Regions from separate parts of the Homo sapiens genome. Here region 2 is linked to region 1. A link is an interaction called in ENCODE POLR2A ChIA-PET data of the cell type or tissue named here. Cell type or tissue: A673. All regions are shown on one strand. Links, peaks and the distances in the headings refer to the core of each region. The heading gives the core; the rest is flanking DNA.

Evidence for each region. Peaks named below come from ENCODE experiments on the same cell type or tissue, not always from the same donor. Only the 100,000 strongest peaks of a DNase experiment are listed, where the experiment ranks them.
Region 2: POLR2A ChIA-PET joins it to region 1 with 7 read pairs; 2 of 35 experiments call an interaction of 5 or more read pairs at or near these places.

Annotation. Positions count from the first base shown.
Region 1 is chr14:25,078,238-25,082,637 of GRCh38, forward strand. No RefSeq gene overlaps it. Among named protein-coding and RNA genes, the nearest start is that of STXBP6, 30 kb to the left of the region's middle. In A673, for the core only: no CTCF peak of the experiment used is centred there; no DNase peak of the experiment used is centred there.
Region 2 is chr14:25,005,206-25,009,605 of GRCh38, forward strand. All of the region lies in intron 1 of STXBP6 (syntaxin binding protein 6), which reads right to left. Among named protein-coding and RNA genes, the nearest start is that of STXBP6, 43 kb to the right of the region's middle. In A673, for the core only: no CTCF peak of the experiment used is centred there; a DNase peak (open chromatin) is centred at 2,126.

The DNA of each region.
Region 1 (4,400 bases), core at 281-4,280:
GTTATTTTTCACTTCAGTTACTAAATTGCCAGTTGCGACAACTAAGATCAGGTAGTTTTTTACAAACTACATTGTTACATGTCATTGCCTACGCTGTTCTGAGAATCTGGGAAACCCTGCCTTTCCCCTTTTTTACATGAACAGCTCCAGCTACTATTTGTACTTTAAGCTGTAGAGAATGTCTTTTCTAACTCACATACTACATTGTATGATAATTATGTGGCTATTTATTTGACTTATCCAGCTGGCACCAGTCATCCAAGTAGGGCACATTGTCATGTATTATTTACTGTTATATCTCCAGCACTTTTACCAGTGCCTGGTATATAATAGGTTCGTAGTCAATACTTGTTGAAAGAACATATGATTTGTAATGATTTATTACATATTTATCTCTCTGTTCAGTCTATGAGCTTCTTCAGAATAATACAATGTCTGGTGTATAATAGGGACTCAATAATGACTTATTAATGAGGTGTATTTGGGGCCTCTGCTGAACATAATTGGTGACAAAAAAAATTATGATTCGAATTCTTAAACAGAAGCTAGGCTTGGAGATTAGGGTTTGGGAATTGTCAGGTGGTGGTTTGTGGTGGCTACGTGAAGGCATCTCTCAGATCAGTGACAGTAGGGAGCGTAACTGATTTATGCACAGCTGGCTTCTGTGCTTCACAATCCTTCCTGTATTTGCACTGTGGCCAACCTCCCATGGGCTGCTCCCAGACAATGACAAGGTGCAGAAGGGATACAATGGAAGGCTAATTTTTGGAAATGAGGGACTACTATGATAAGTGATGTTGGTATGAGTCTTCTCCGGTGACCTTGCCAAACACTCCTTACAACCACACAGCAGTCTAAGATGCTTCCATCCACCTTTCCTTCCTTCTCTCCTTCACTTGGGGTCAGAATGGCATTGCAGACTCGTGCATCTGGCCTTTATAGGCTTCCTTACCATGTTCTCTCACAGGCACTTCCCTAAATAAATTTCCTGTACATTCAGTCTTGTCCTGGGTGTGGATCCTGTTCCAGAGATCTGTGAATTTAAAAGACCTAGCCACCCACACTTCACACATCCAAACAGATCATTCCAACAGATGCTCCCATTCAAAAGGAGGAAGACCAACAACTAGTCTGTAGCAATTCTGTAGCCAGGTACATGTCACCAGTTTCTCCAATTTCTCCTGTTTTCTTTAATTAGAGTATATTCTGCTTTCTCAGTGGTTCCCTAACCCATTGTTCCCCTAGTCTCTTGGCTCTACACTCAGGGCTCTTGCTTCATATTCTGGGTTCTTGTTTTTCTTTAAGAAGTGAACCATGTTTGCAGCTGAGTACATTTCTCAGTCTGCTTCTTGCCAATAGGAAATTAGGGCCTAGAGCTCTCTTTTCATTTTGAATGATCTTTGGACCTTTTAGTCAAAGGTGATATAATTTTCTTAAAACATTGTGAGTTTCCTATATATCCGATTGGATTCCCATGCCCCGCAAGTCAGTCACATCCATAATTCTTTTTGAGACAGACCTTTCCCTCTACCTTGAGTTAGTTGTAAGGCTGCCATAGGGCAGTAACTTTAGGTTCTTGGAAGACTTTTTTTCCCCAACTGAATCTATCTACTAGTCACTATTTAAAATCTTTCAGAGGTCTTAACAAGGGATCTTACAATAAACCATATTCTTGGTTTGATCTTTATCTTGTTACCATTTCTAACTTTGAAAATCTGTTGCTTTCTGAAGAGAATGGGGATGAGAAACAGTTTTGTTTTCCAACTTAACAAATCCTGACCCATCTATATTTCCTGTAAATTATGCTGGTAAATGAAATAATTTCCTTTTCAGCTCATCTTTATTTTGCAATTCTTTATCATACCCAGGTAAAAAAAGCCACTTGATAAGTTCAGTGTTCAACCTGGAAATCCAAAATCTTGGTAGGCAAATTATATATCTTCTATAATAAATTACCACAACTGATATATTTGCTAGTTGTTCCACCATTTCATAACACAAGTCATCCTATTCCTGCTTCTAATAACAATGCCTCATGGCTTTCACTGACATTCTCCTCACTGCCTTCCAGCCTCCACCGGCTGCCAGTCACCAAACAAATGCTATATCTTTTAAGTTTTTGTTATGGTATCGCTCTATTCTACTTCCAAGTGCCAATTTTTATTTTAGTTATCTATTGCTACACAACACATCACCCCAGATAACAACAAATCATTCTTTCTCATGATTCCATTGGTTAGCTGGCAGTTCTGGCATTTTTTTTTTCCTGGGATTACTCATGCATTAAGCTAGAAAGTCATCTGGGATGGAAGGTCTAAGATGGCATCATGCATTTGTTTTACAGTTGGTTCTGGCTATTGGCTAGCATGCCTTCTCCCACCCCTACCCCAGCCCACCTAATGGCCCTCACACCATATTTTCTCTTATTTTCTAGGACTAGTGTCTATCTATGGCAGACTCTGGGCAGTATCCATGAGGACTAAAGCAGGAGCTGCTAGGCCCCTTGAAATCTATCCTCAGAAGTCACAAAATGCTACTTCTGCCAAATTCTATTGGTCAAAGCAAGTCCCAAAGCCAGCCCAGAGTTCAGCGATGGGGAAATAGATTCTCCCTCTTGACAGGAGAAGTGGCAAAGTCAATTACAAAATAATATCCACTCATGAATGGGAGGGGTTGTTGTGGTTATCTTTGCAAACTACCCAGCACCATCATTAACCCAGTTGCATGTCTTAGATTCCACGATTCTACTTCTCCATCAATTCACACATTGATTTATTAAAAAGTCTCTTAATTTTGCCTCCTAAATCTTCCTTCCTTCCTTCTTTTTCTTTTCTTTTCTCCTTCCTTCCTTCTTCCCTCCCTCCCTCTTTCTTTCTTTCTTTCTTTCTTTCTTTCTTTCTTTCTTTCTTTCTTTCTTTCTTTCCTTCCTTCCTTCCTTCCTTCCTTCTTTCTTTCTTTCTTTCTTTCTTTCTTTCTTTCTTTCTTTCTTTCTTTCTTTCTTTTCTTTCTTTCTTTTTTCTTTCTGTTTTTTTCTTTCTTTCTTTCTTTCTTTCTTTCTTTCTTTCTTTCTTTCTTTCTTCCTTTCTTTCTTTCTTTCTTTCCTTCTTTATTCTTTTTTTTTTTTTTCAGAGTCTCACTCTGTCACCCAGGCTGGAGTGCAGGCTGGCGTGATCGTAGCTCACTGCAACCTCCGCCTCCTTGGTTCAAGTGATTCTTGTGCCTCAGCCTCCTAAGTAGCTGGGATTCCAGGCATGCACCACCACAGCCGGCTAATCTTTGTATTTTTAGTAGATTCGGGGTTTCGCCATGTTGGCCAGGCTGGTGTCCAACTCCTGAACTCAAGCCATCTGCCCATTTCGGCCTCCCAAAGTGCTGGGATTACAGGCGTGAGCCACTGTACCCAGCCCTAAATATTTCTTAAACATAATCCTTCCTCTCTATTCACAGTTCCAGTACTTTAAGGCCTTTGTGATTTTTTGCCTTTACAATTGAAATGATTTCCCTGCCAACAGTTTCCTTACCCAATGAACCAGAAAGATCTTTCAAAATCAAGTCCGATAATATGTTTCCATTGCTTAAAATCTTTCCACTGGTTCTGGTAGTATTTTCTTTCCTAATTTATGTGTTGTTTGTACAGGTGTGTTTGCTTTGTGAAAATTCATTGAGCTGTAAACTTACGGTTTGTGCACCTTTCTGTATGTATGACTTAAATGAAAAGGTTATATTTTAAAATCCGCCTCCCATGGCTTCCCATTGTCCCCAGGATAGAATAAAAACCCTTAGCTTGATATTTAAAGCCTTTTGTGATTCTTGTCTTTCCAAATTCTTGTCACTATCCTAGTATTCCCATGTGTAATTACCTGTGTTCTGAAAATTAATTACATATTTTTTTAGACTACTTATCTTTTCTCTGCCCAGAATGCCCTTTTGTCATTGTCTACGTTCTTAAATATTATTCCTCCTTTAAAAATAAACCTAAGTGGCATCTTTTGGGACAAACTTTAATTCCCTTAAGGCATTACTTTCTTGTGTGCCCAAAGCCTACCATATACATCTCTAACACGTATAACATTGCTGTACCTATCTGTTTTTACTTCTGACACTTTTACTGGACGGTAAATTCCTCCATTGGCAGGAACATGATATATATATATCTTTTCCCAGAGTCTAACATTGTGTTTGTCATATAGTATTGCTATGGACTGAATATTTGTGTGTCTCCAATGGTCATAGGTTGATATCCTAACACCCAATGTAATAGTATTAGAAGTTGGGGCCTTTCAGAGGTGATTAGGTGATAAGGATAGAGACCTCATAAATGGAATTAGTACCCTTATTAAAAAAAAACCAAACAGATAGCTTCATTGCCCCTTCTGCCATGTGAGGTTACAGTGAAAAGA
Region 2 (4,400 bases), core at 243-4,242, 73 kb before region 1:
CCTAGGTCACTTAACACAATAAAATGGACAATAACAATATACATACTTTTGAAAGCAAAAACACTCAAGTATGCTAACAACAGTTGCATGGGTATAACAATTATGAGCAGACAAACCATATTCAAAATGAAATAATTCAAAAGGGGAACTATATAAATGCACATCACTATGGTTGGTCATTGTTTGCACCTGGCTTTATGACTGCAATCATCTGAAATACTGTGATGAACAACCTAAGTCTTCTGATGAGATTGATCAAAAACCACGATGGGTCACCACCACTTATGCAGTCATCCAAAGAGCTGAGATCAAGAAATTGTATCCTTCGCAAATGCAGATGTACAAAAAGAACATCTCTTTATTTGCTGAGAAAGTTGCAACATTTTCACGTGCACACAGAATGCTTACACACAAACTCAACATGGTGATACTACACTTTTGTGGAGTCAAATTTGCAAAAATTGCATAAAAGGGATTCGAACTCTCTAAAAGTCTCTATACAATTTATTACTCCAATATTGGAAGTGATGAAAAAATAAAATACATAGCATAGTGAACTGTAAAAAATAATTCTACAAATTTAAAATAGTAGGGAAAAAACTAAAAAAAAAAAAGCTAAATAACTGAAAAGAAAATTCAACATGTAAAAATGTATATTACAGGGAAAGATTTTGGACAATCGCACAGAGACAGCCCATAAGAGCTGGCCTAACATTAACATCCTGTGATTGTGATTTTCAGAACTTTAGACATGAGGGACTTTGGACTTTAGGGATTTTGATCTTTTGGGATTTTGATGTTCAGAACTTCAACATTCAGGATTATGACACTCAGGATTATGATCCAAACTCATCACTGTCAAAATATATCCCTGACTTCTCTATAATGGCTCAAACACCTCCGAACTTTGTTCTTGCTCCCATGACAGAGAACTGGTGAATGAGGTGTTCCTCTTCCTCACGCTGAACTAGGGATTCAAGCTGATGGGCTCAGCTGTTTTCACTGTGGTCACCCCTTTGCTGGAATTCAGGCACGTGGCTGTACCTAACTCCAAAGGAGGCTGGGAAATGCATTCTTGCTGTGGGCTCAGGAAGAGGAAAACATGGATTATGCTGAGAAGCCAATAGCTTCTGCCATGGTATTTTACAGCTCTTCCTCCCCCTTCCAAGCTTTCTCTTGCTCTGTTTCTAAGGCTGCATATGTATATGTGTGTGTATACATACATATATAAAAAAACTATGTTTCTATGTAGCAAACTTTTGGTCCCATATAGATGATAAACATGAGGAACCCTCACATAAACATGGTTGATGCTTTATTTGTGAAGGAAAGGGAAGAATCTGATATTAGGGCCCAGAAGACGCACCTCTGCTTCAAGCAAGGGAGATAAATTCTGCTGTGTCCACATTCCCATTAAGGCCTTTATCAAGATCTATCCAAAAAATATATTCACGAGGGGTTCACGTCCAAGCTGGCAAACACTAGTACAGCATAAAATTTCCCTGATAAGGGCAGCAAAATGCTAAGTATTTCCTTGAGGCCCTCAATGATTCCATGTACTGACCAAGGAACATCAATCACATCTTAGATTCAGCACTTCCATCACCAACTCTAGAAGCTGGCTTTCTTCTCAGAGCAATTTTTCACCAAAAAAAAAAAAGCATATTTTACTTCAAAGGCATTTAACATATTCAGCAATAGGTAGAAACAATTCCTCACTGAAATGTGGACACAGGGAAATGGCTAAACACACACTCCGACATTAGTTACCCCATACCAGCCTCCCAAAGCAGCTGACTCAAAATTATGCCTCGGCAAAAATGCGAAATCAGCATATGACATAGACTTTCATGGTCTATCTCAAATTAAATCACTGACATGCAAATGACCTGCTCTATGACTATACTGAACTATATGCCCCTTTGGGAAGATACATATGTGATTTATCTTGCTGTCCTCCACAATGCCTTGTATACCCCATCATTCAATAAACATTTGTTGAACGAATACAATTGTTGGAATTTCTATTCATCATTAGTAAGTTATCTGCATGTGTACACGTAAGGGCTGTCAGTCTTGAGGACAAACACTTAGCTGTATGACTCATTCTGTATAAAACCTTGCTAAGAGGCGTGGGGTAAATGCTTTCTGACGGTGACTGTGATAATGGTAGTAGTAACTATGACAGCACAGTCAGCCACAATATGTAAATGACTGTTCTATTTCATGCCTGTGGGTACAATCAGTCACCACAAGTAGTACAAGACCCCAGGTCCTGACATGGTTCCCTTACCCCTCAGCACAATTCCCATCCCCTTCCCTGTTTTAGTTTTCCCCGTAGCTCATATCACTGTCTGACATATTTAACTTCTGTGTGTGTCTGTCTCCCCCACCGGAAGCTCTGTGAGGTCAGGGAATTATGTCCATGTTGTCTGGTATCCAAATCAGTGCAGGGCACATTAGAAATGCTCAGTAAACATTAGTGGAAGGAATGGATGAAATCAATACAATTATTTGAATTATTTCCTCCAAATCTGAAGATTTTGGAATCACAGAAGAAATTATTCCTGCAAAGTTCCAGTATATTCACATTCTTTTGAACATCTCAAAAGGAGGTCTCACAGACAAGCCACTTTTTGTACTAAACACAAGGTTTCTAGAAACCTGTCATTGTTCTACCATCTTAAAGTCTCCAAATAAACTGAGAATGGACAATCTCCAGGACTGGACACGCTTCTGCTAAGTTTTCACCTAACAAAAACTACATCTGCAGGCCTGGCTCACTTTCACCTGGCTCCCACTCTACTACAGAGTCCTGCAGATGGCTCTGTCAGCTGGCACTGGCACTCATGGCATGAAGCCAGAAATGAGGATAGGAAATTCCTTTAATTCAGAAACAAATTTGCCTGAGTCCCACATGAACAAAATGTTAGCTGCCAGACCCAGCTCTACACATGGGAAGTAGCCACAATTCATTTTTAAAAATTTTTTTTAAGTTTTAAAAGTTTATCTTTTTGGCCAGGTATGGTGGCTCACACCTGTAATCCCAGCACTGTGGGAGATGAAGGTGGGAGGATCGCTTGAGTCCAAGAGTTCAAGACCAGCCTGGGCATCAGAGTGGGACTCCAACTCTACAAAAAATTAGCCAGGTGTGGTAGCATATGCCTGTGGTCCCAGCTGAAGTGGGAGGATTGCTTGAGCCCAAGAGGTCGAGGCTGTAGTGAGCCATGAGCACACCACTGCACTCCAGCCTGGGAGATAGAGGGAGACCTTGTCTCAAACAAAAAGAGTTCGTCTTTCCAAATGTACCTGATAAATTACTTTAGGTTGTTAAAGACTCACTGAATGTTATAATTAATTTGACAAGCTGTTGCTTGATAGAACTTTAAAATTCATGTTTTATTTAACTTGGTGTATGGAGAACAGCGTCTATTGGCAACAATAATTCCTCTTTATTCATTTTTCTGTTGACTCTCAAATAGCAATTACATAATGCTCCCAAAGTAATGGTAAAAGAGACTACCAGCTTGAGAATGTGTAACAAAAAAGACATTTTACACATCAAAAGGTTTTATACCTATAGAATATTTTACACATCAGAAGCTTTTAGAATAGCAAGCAGTAGCATCTAACAACTCACAGAAGAATGGCTAAGCTTTTAAATCCCAAAACGAAGAGTCACTCTAACATCTTCCACCAAGACTTTCTTCACAAATACTGTGGTCAAAAGGTTTAAGTTTTTTAGCAAATACTATCTCAGCCAGCCCACCAGCCAGCCAGTATATATTATGTGCTAACTCCACAGAGAGACATGGAGAATTCTGAGAGCAAGATATGACTTTTATCACAAGTTACTGGATTCATCAGCAAAATAAAAAGGATGGATGGGATGATAGCTAAGATCACTTCTAGTTAATTTGTTTTGTTTTCACTTCAGAATGGTCTCATTCAACTATCGAACTGTATTATAAGACGTCAAGTTAAGGACGTCTTAAAGCAATTAAAAAATGAAATTTCAAAACAGTTCAATAAATGGAGAATTCTTATCACTGGGTCCTAATATCTGATGTTCTAAAACCTAAACATACAGCTTTGAAGCTTCAAATATTATTTAATTTCCCAGGGACTCTTCTCTTAAGCTCATTTGCTGATTACTTGGGTTCCTTGTTTTTCCATTTTCCTACTTGCATCTCAAAATGAGGCATAAATTATACAAATTATACAAAACTATACAATAAGTAACCAAAATACATTTCCTTCCCAGACCCAAAGCCCAAAGTGTTAGCTTGCACAGTATCATGTAGCGTAATCAAATGCACAGAAAATCTCCTCCCTCAGTGAAACAGAAACCCAACAAGCCCAGTCCGACAAAGTGAGGAGCACGCCATCGCCACAACGTC